Linked DNA regions of Homo sapiens: region 1 is linked to region 2. A link is a contact called in ENCODE Hi-C or POLR2A ChIA-PET data. All regions are on one chromosome and are shown on one strand. The core of a region is the stretch at or near the end of the contact, and the rest is flanking DNA. Distances in the headings are between cores, read along the strand shown.

Region 1 (4,400 bases), core at 1,850-4,349, 52 kb after region 2:
GGCCCAGTGAGCCTTTCACAGAGACACTACCCCAGACCAGGGCCTGGCCCTTGCGAGGGCCTATGCCCTAAACCCTGCCCCTTGAGAACATGTTGTTAGATACCCCAAGTGAACACGGGGTTAGTTCGGAGGAACAGTTCTCATGGGGGATCCCAGTTCAGATCAGAGGTGCCATCCTGAATCGGGCCCAGTGAAATTTCCAGGTATACAACCATGAGAAAACTCTGCCACCACGACACAGGGATGCTAGAGGGACATGAAATCCCAAACCCTGGTGTTCCCCTACAGACTCCTTTGCAACAAACACAGCCCTAAGACTGGTCCTGAGTTTCTAGTCCTCATCCGGTGTCTCAGGCAATCTTCACATTCATCCTGTGAGGTCAGGAGTACTCTCCCCATCTTAAAGATGAGAAAACCAAGGATTGGAAAGGTAAAGTGATTTCTCTCAAGATGTAAGTGGAGGGCTGGGTACTTGAACCCAGGTCACCAGGTCAGGGCTCTTCATCGTCCTGAAGGAGGGGAGTAAGAAAGGAATGGTCTCTTTGCTCTTACTAATCCCTTCACGCCACAGCCCTGCCTCCTCAGGGAGACTCTTGGCAGGGAAGAAAGAGTGGGAAGAGGCTACTCATAGCAGGAACTTCTTAGGCTGTTAGCCTGACCCCCTAATGATCCCCTGTCAAGTCCACCCTGGCCCTGCCTGGAACAGCACATACACAAAGGAATGCAGTGGCACACTCCAGCCCATGCGCACCTGCACAGTAACCCCTGCCAAGTGTGTGCGGCATCCAGCACAGGGCCTAGGAATGGCTCTCACACATAGGAAAAAGGTGCTCAACCTTAGAACCCTAAACTAGAGGAAGGCTCATTGAAATTACCCTAAGACAACTTTTTTTTTTCCACCTGTCAGACTGGCAGTTGTGACACACTATGGGCCAGGGTGTGGAAAAACGATCTCTTCATTCATTGCTGGTGAGAGTAAACATCAGTATAGCCTCTGTGAAGGGCCATTTGGCAATGTCATTCAACATGCAAAATGCCTTTGACCCAGCAATTCCAAGCCCATGTGCAAAAGGACATATGTACAGTGCTAACCATTGCCACATTGCTTTTACAACAGCAAAAGACAGGAAGCACCTATATGTCCACCAGTAGGGGACAGATTAAATAAATTGGACCACAGTGAAATTGCACATGCCCATTGCAAAAAACAACTCACCTCTAAGCATACTGAGCTAAGGAGACAATCATGATCTAGTATCAACATCTGAGAAAAGCAAGGTGCACAAAGAAAGGAACTGTGTGCTCCCATCTGTGTGAGGGTATAGATATAAAAATATATATAAATGCATATTTATGGATAGACTCTTGTATGCAGAGATTATCTCTGAAATGGAATCTAAGAAGCCAGTTATAATCTTTTCTTCTAGGGAGAATTGTGTGCGCTGGAAGACAGGAGAGGGAGGCATTTTATACCATGTATATGTGCTACCTACTCAAAAGACAGATTAAAAATAAGAATTTTTCTAAGTGCATGTAGCAGGGTGGTTTTTTTTTAGATACCAATTTATATCTTCTCCCAGCTCTGGCTCCTTTGCCTCTGGGAAGGTTTGTGGCAGAGCTTCCTGGCTTTTGTTTCCAAAAGCTCTTTTGTTCCCAAGAGGAAAGGATTTGGAGACAGAGAATGCTTCAGGGTGAAAAGAGATCCTCACACCCTGGCCCTGGGTGGAGGAGAGAGTCTTCTATACGGGTCCCTTCGCAACTCCAGGAAGATGGAGAACAACATAAGAAGACCTGGCCATCCCATGCTCCAGAGAGCGTGAACCCTTGCAGCCAGGAGCTGCAAGCCCAGGACAAAAGGGACCACCAGGCTGGGTTCTGGGGTCCTCGTGCTCACCGCTGTGGACGAAGGACCCCTTGCACATGTGTGCATGCTGCAGGCACCCTTCCCCCACCAGAGTGCTGGGAAGACCCCTGGAGTTTTGAGGCGATGGCAGGAGAGGGAGGAAAGAGAAGCTCCTGGACACACAGAGGAGGAGGAGTCCTTCACCAGCACAGCTGCAAGGGAATGTACAGTCAAAATCAAAGTGGCTTACAGAAAAACAAAGGAAAGGGCGATTCTTCCACGTGGAAGTAAGTAGACTGTGCAGTGAGGTCTCTCTTTGCCCCTCCAGAGCCTCAGTGCCCCATCTCTGCCCGACTCAGCCCGAGGCCGAGGCCCCCTAGCTACAGGTTGGGTGTAGCGATGGAAAGCACCAGTAGGAGAACTGGGGCAAGGGAGCCCCCTCCATGCCGGGTCATCGTAAGGTGGTCTCTGCTGAAGGCTCATGCAGGAGCCTCTCTGGGCTCTTCTCCTTCAGGGGTGGGAACAACCCCAGGGTATTGCTGATGCCTTCTTGGTTTCCTTAAAGCCTCACTCACCTGTGAATAAAGTCTCTCTGCTAAGCCCTCCTCCCACCTGTGGTTTGTGTGAGCCTTCCGTTTCCTGCTAGAACCCTGACTGCATCACGGGCTGGATCCTAAGTGCTCTATGCAAATCCCATCACCTCCTCCCACACCACCCCTCTCCAGGCTTCTCTTATCCTGACCAAGCCCCCGCCTTCTGCTCCGCTCTCCCACACTCGCCCCTCCCTCTCTGAACTCAGCCAGTTTTCGCACATCCCCTTTCCCTCTCACTGCAGAGTCCCAGCAAATGTTCCCCGGGCCTGGGCTCTTCTCTCCACTGCCCCGTGACCAGATAATTCCCACAGGAACCTCAGTGTTCCTTCCTTCCGGGGGCCTTCCACTCTTCCTGTCCTCTCCACAAAAGCGCCACGGTCCTCTCTTTCCTGGGGTTAATCCTCACGCTTTTCATTTTATGACTATTTGATTATTATCTTCCCCTCCTCCGTCTCCCAGATGACAAGATCCTTAAGGGCTGGGACTGGGTTTGATTTTGCTCTATTTTATCCCCAAAGACTATCATGATGTTGGCATATAAAGGTGCTCATTAAATATTTTTTAAACAGATGGGTGAATGAACTAATCATTTGTTCCCATTTTGCACCCCTATAAGTGTCGGAAGCTGCACGTGCCCCAGCAAAGCCCAGATGCTATGTAGATAGACTTGTATATGCGCACAGAGACGCACACTCATCCTCATGAAAGTGAATGCACCAATGCATTGGCATAGAGGCTAATGCACATCCTCATGAAAGTGAATGCACCAATGCGTTGGCATAGAGGCTAATGCACACATACAAGTGCAAGGGCACACACACACAAACGAGAAGGAACGATGCCAAGCAGAGACACACACACACATGCAAGAAAAGTGCTCCCAAGGCGGACGTCTGCCACCCTGAGCTCATTAAAGCTGGCTAAATATAGCCTGTCTGCAGCTGTGCTCAGCAAGCTGCCCACACAGGCCAGGAAAAGACACCAGTTACCAGGCAGAGGAGTGGAGAGGCCAGCCGTGGGCAAGGGGCTTCACGCATCCTGTCTGTGGTGGGGGGTCTTCCTGGGGAGGCCAGGGGCTGAGGGTATGTGGGAAGGGAAGCCCTTCGGTGGCTGGTCAGGGCATTCAGAGCTGTTCCTCTGGTCACTGACCCTAGGCAGTGGGGTGCGAAGTCAAACCACATGCCCACGATGGGGAGAGGTGAGCTGAGCCATCTACATCTCTCTGCATCTGAGCCGAGGACCCAAGCTCAGTCCAGGACCAGGGGCTGGAGTTAGGACCCAGCTGGGGATAAATTGGGGCTCAGTTGGTGGCTAGGAGAGAGGCTCAGTAGAGGATGAAGATAAAGGGTCAGACTGGGACTAGGGTTGGGACTCTGTGGACCATTGCCAGGTCTTTTTCTGGGGACAAGAGGAAGTTCACAGCCCCACAGAGCATCTGCTCTAATGTGTGGACGTGGCTGTGGGAAGACCCTCCCCGCACGTGGGACAGCTGCCTGCGGCCCTCACCCCTGCAGCTGATGCCAGGCGCTGGCTCTGGAAAAGCCATGAGACGACCAGCATGGCTTTGGGTCACATGTGTCAGGTGGCTGTTGTCATCCACACAGGCAGGGTCCAACTTCAAGGGCCACAATAGACAGGTCTTCCTGCTGTAGAATCTGCCCCCCAACCCATCCTGCATGGGGGTGGGGCAGAGGGAGGCTCCTCTCAACTCGCACTTTCCCAGCCTGTGCACTGCGGAGCCCTGCCCCTCGTGGAGCTGCTGAGACTGGAAGGGAGAGGCATGGAGCGGGTGAGGCAGCCGCAGGTCTCCTGGGAGAATGTCATGCCTCCTCCCACCGGACGTTCCTGGATGGGGGCGTGGGCAGAGGAAGGGGAGTTACTGCCCCTTTGAGACAACAGCTCTACCCTTTGCCTCTTCTATGGTGGTGGCATATTGCAGCAGGAGGGGTGAGCCGGGCTTGCTG
Region 2 (3,983 bases), core at 1,478-3,977:
TTTTCTGTTGTTATATCTGAATACCACAGACTGCATAATTTATAAAGAAAAGACACTTAGCTCATGGTCTGGAGGATGGGAAGTTCAAGAGCATAGCACTGGCATCTGGTTGGCATCTGGTAAGGGCCTTCTTGCTGTGTTGTAACATGGCAGAAGGCATCGCATGGTGAGAGGGCAAAAGCGTGCCTGTCAGCTCGGGTCTCTCTTCCCCTTCTTTTAAAGCCACCAGTACCATCATGGGGGCCCCATCTGTTTGATCTTATCTAATGCTAATTACCTCCCAAAGGCCTCACCTCATCAACATACTGGACGTTGGGAATGGTAGGTGCAAGGAAGGAATAGGAGAGATTTGTTAAAAGACACAAAGTTACAGCTAAATAGGAGTAATAAGCTTAGTATTCTATAGCACTGTGGAATGACTAGAGTGAACAATAATATATAGTTTCGAATAACTAGAAGGAAGATATTGACTCTTACCAACACAGAAAAACGATAATGTTTGAGATGATGAATATGCCAATTACCCAGATCTGATCACTCTACATTATATGTATCAAAACATCACTATGTGCCCCATAAATGTTTAATTATTACTTGTCAATTTTAAAAAAAATTTTAAAGAAAATTACAAAGTAGCTCATACTTAGAAAATAATATATGTACAGGTATGTGTATACACACGCATTTATAAAGTGATACGTATAAAATTACTTACATATATGGTTTAAAGAATAATAAAGACTAGGCAAGGTGGCTCACGCTTGTAATCCCAGCACTCTGGGAGGTCAAGGCAGGAGGACTGCTTGAGCCCAGGAGGTTGAGACTGCAGTGAGCTATGATTGTACCACTGCACCTCAGCCTGGACAACAGAGCAAGATCCTGTCTAAAAGAAAAAAAATAAAAAAGAAGAAAGTAAACATCCATGTGGCCACCACCCAGCCTACAAAATGGAACATTATCTTTGAAGTCCTTTGAGCCCTTTCCTCATTACATCCTCTTCTCCTGCCACCCTTCCAAAAACGACGACTTATTTTATTTTGGTGTTTCAATTCCTTTGCTTTCCATAATAGCTTTGTCCACAAATGTATGTGCATATTCCTAAACCATATTGTTGAGCTTTTTTGCGTTTGAATTTATACAGTGTCATACTTTATGTTTGTCTGCATATTGCTTTTTTTTAATCTAACATATTTCTGAGATTGACTTAAGTTACACCATCTGGCTACAATTTGCTTATTTTTCAGTGCTGTATAATATTCTATAATTTGAATAAATAACAATTTATATGTCTTAAAAAATGCCACCGATAGCCAGGAACGGTGGCTCACGTCTGTAATCCCAGCAGTTTGGGAGGCTGAGGCGGGTGGATTGCCTAAGGTCAGGAGTTCGAGACCAGCCTGGCCAACATAGTGAAACCCCATCTCTACTAAAAATACAAAAAATTAGCTAGGCGTGGTGGCAGGCACCTGTAATCCCAGCTACTAGGGAGGCTGAGGCAGGAGAATCGCTTGAACCTGGGAGGCGGAGGTTGCAGTGAGCCGAGATCATGCCATTGCACTCCAGCCTGGGCAACAAGAGTGAAATTCCGTCTCAAAAACAAACAAAAAATGCCACCGATATATGAATTTGGGCATTACATTTCCAACATGTGAAATTTGAGGGACACATTCAAACCATAGCAGAGGATCAAGTAAGTTAATAAACTGCAACACCGGTACCTGTGCATACTAAGTGCCATATACACGTTAATCATTATCATCATCCTTTCCTTGGAAATCACTGAGGCCAAAGGAGTGGGTGAGACCACCCAGAAACGGAGAGGGCTGAAGACAGAGTCTCAAGAAGCCATCATCTCAGGCTCTTGTGCGGAGAAGTAACAAAGAAACCAGCCGGGGGAGTGGGCAGCACTGCTCTGAGGTCACCGAAAGGAGAAAGATGAGCTGGAGAGAGCTTTATAATGGCTGCATTTGTTTGGATGCTAAGGAGAAGAGAGGCAGGCATTCCGCTGGAGAGAGGGAGGGATGCGTGGGGCAAGGCGGGGGCGGGGAGCCGGTGTAGACGGGTGGAGGGCAGACCGGTACTCTGGTCTATCCCCGCTTCCGGGACGCGTTTTCTAGGGAGGGCGGAGCGTGGATGGCGAGTATGGGGAACTCAGAGAGGGACAGTGTCTTGTCACAGGAAGGGAGGGTCAGGAGGGAAATTTGAAAGAAAACGTCTCTGGGAACCCAGGGCTCTGCACTGCCAGTCCCTGGCTCCTTCTGACAAAACCACTGAGCAAGAAGGAAAAGCCAGACCCCTTGGCAGGATGAGAGGGGTCTCTGCCCGCTGCCGGGCCTGGGGCCTGGGGCCTGAGCCAGGAGGCCTAGGTCCCAGGACCTCCGCCTCCACCCCATGGGTCAGAGCAGCCTGAACCCTGTGCGCGCTCCAGGGAGGGGACCCGGTGTGCGATGCGCGGGGGCTGGGCTAGCAAGGGCAGTGGCGCGAGCGGGACGCAGGATACAAAGCCCGGAGCCACGAGGCTGGCGGCGGGGCGGGGGCCGGAGCGATGAATGGGCACGGCCGGGCCAATCCAAGCGCAGCATTTGCAGCCGCGAGAGAGGGAGCCAATCGGATCCCCGGGGCGGTGGCGGTGGCGGGGGCGGGGACGGAACCAATCAGCTGTGAGGACGGGGCCGGGGGCGGAGCCGCGCAGAGTTTCAAATCGGCTGCGGTGGGCGAGGAGCAGCTGTGCTGCGGCTGTGCTCGGCCTTAGTGGTGTCGGGTGAGTGCGGGCTGGGCACAAGTTTCGCCCTTGTTGCCCAGGCTGGAGTGCAATGGCGCGATCTGGACTCAAAACAATTTTTTTGTTCGGAGGGGAGGGCATCAGGTTCTGTTCACAGGGGAGGGCATCAGGTTCGGACACGCACGGCCTGTGGGGTCGTCTGGGTACCACAAGAAGTCGGATCGAAATCGGGGCGTCTGGTGGGAAGGCCGGGGTCTGGGCGGGTGCGCGTTTGGTCTGGGCGAGCTGGTGAAGAAGATGGTGATCGTGTCCTGGGCCCAGCGCTGAAGCTCGGCTACGGCGTGTCTTGACCCTGCCTCCCCTCCTCGCCTGAGCCAGAGAGAGGAAGGAGGTTGGGATGAAAAGACAGCTGTTTTGGAAACTTGAAGGGCGGGACATCAGAAATGCTGCTGACCCGAGGCCCCTCTTCCAGGAAGCATCCTCCTTCCTGCACCCACACTTACCAACTCGCCCGCCCCCGCCACCCCGCTGCATCCCGTCTCTTCCCCTGTGTCCAGGGTCTCTGTGGGGCCTGGGAATGGGTATGGGGAATGCCTTGCTGATCTGCCTTTCGCCCTCCTCCCCAGGGTCTAGTGGACAGAGAAGACTCTTGGCCAGGCAGATGGCTTCTCGGTGGCAGAACATGGGGACCTCCGTGCGCCGGAGATCTCTCCAGCACCAGGAGCAGCTGGAGGACAGCAAGGAGCTGCAGCCTGTGGTCAGCCATCAGGAGACCTCTGTAGGGGCCCTGGGGTCCCTGTGCAGACAGTTCCAAAGGAGGCTGCCCCTGAGAGCCGTCAACCTCAACCTCCGCGCAGGGCCCTCCTGGAAACGCCTGGAAACCCCAGAGCCAGGTCAGCAGGGCCTCCAGGCTGCAGCTCGCTCAGCTAAGAGTGCTTTGGGTGCCGTGTCCCAGGTAATACTGACAACACTAATCATCTTTTTTATGGAGTGTTTCCTTGGTGCCAGGCAGTTCCTGCCCTCAAAGAGCCTCAAGAATATAGACTTCATGAAAACAGGGACGTTGGTTAGTTCACTGCTGTTTCCCCACCACCCCAGATAGTTCCTGGCACATATAGGTGCTCAACAAATAGTTGAATGAGTGAATGAAAGCATGTCTTGGAGGAAACAGATGCTCACAATACCAGGTGATAAGAGCTGTACGTGATAGGAAATTGCAAAGCAAGTGACCAATAGTGAGGCTCACCAAATGCAAGCTTAG

Evidence for each region. A loop is a pair of places that touch in the nucleus more often than their neighbours do. ChIA-PET counts read pairs that join two places held with the same protein, here RNA polymerase II (POLR2A). Pooled maps may share reads with other maps.
Region 1: a loop to region 2 is called in a pooled map, with 2.5 times the contacts of the local background. The contact joins the enhancer-like site here to the promoter of PIMREG in region 2. A Hi-C loop is called at or near these places in 2 of 168 maps with a recorded cell type or tissue (HepG2 and PC-9) and 3 of 50 pooled maps. POLR2A ChIA-PET finds 5 or more read pairs at or near these places in 6 of 52 experiments (H1, RWPE1, WTC11 and 2 more).

Annotation. Positions count from the first base shown.
Region 1 is chr17:6,493,737-6,498,136 of GRCh38, forward strand. All of the region lies in intron 4 of PITPNM3 (PITPNM family member 3), which reads right to left. Among named protein-coding and RNA genes, the nearest start is that of PIMREG, 51 kb to the left of the region's middle. RefSeq lists an enhancer at 3,817-4,400. Within about 2 kb of position 3,100, at least 5 of the 41 ENCODE cell types and tissues checked have a DNase peak (open chromatin) inside an H3K27ac peak, as active enhancers do.
Region 2 is chr17:6,441,728-6,445,710 of GRCh38, forward strand. It overlaps PIMREG (PICALM interacting mitotic regulator), which reads left to right and starts at 2,728. Exons shown (of 6, transcript NM_019013.3): 1 at 2,728-2,761; 2 at 3,349-3,677. The coding sequence starts at 3,384. All of the region lies in intron 2 of LOC107985017 (a long non-coding RNA gene), which reads right to left. RefSeq lists silencers at 2,038-2,187, 2,418-2,667, 2,750-2,977 and an enhancer at 2,108-2,686.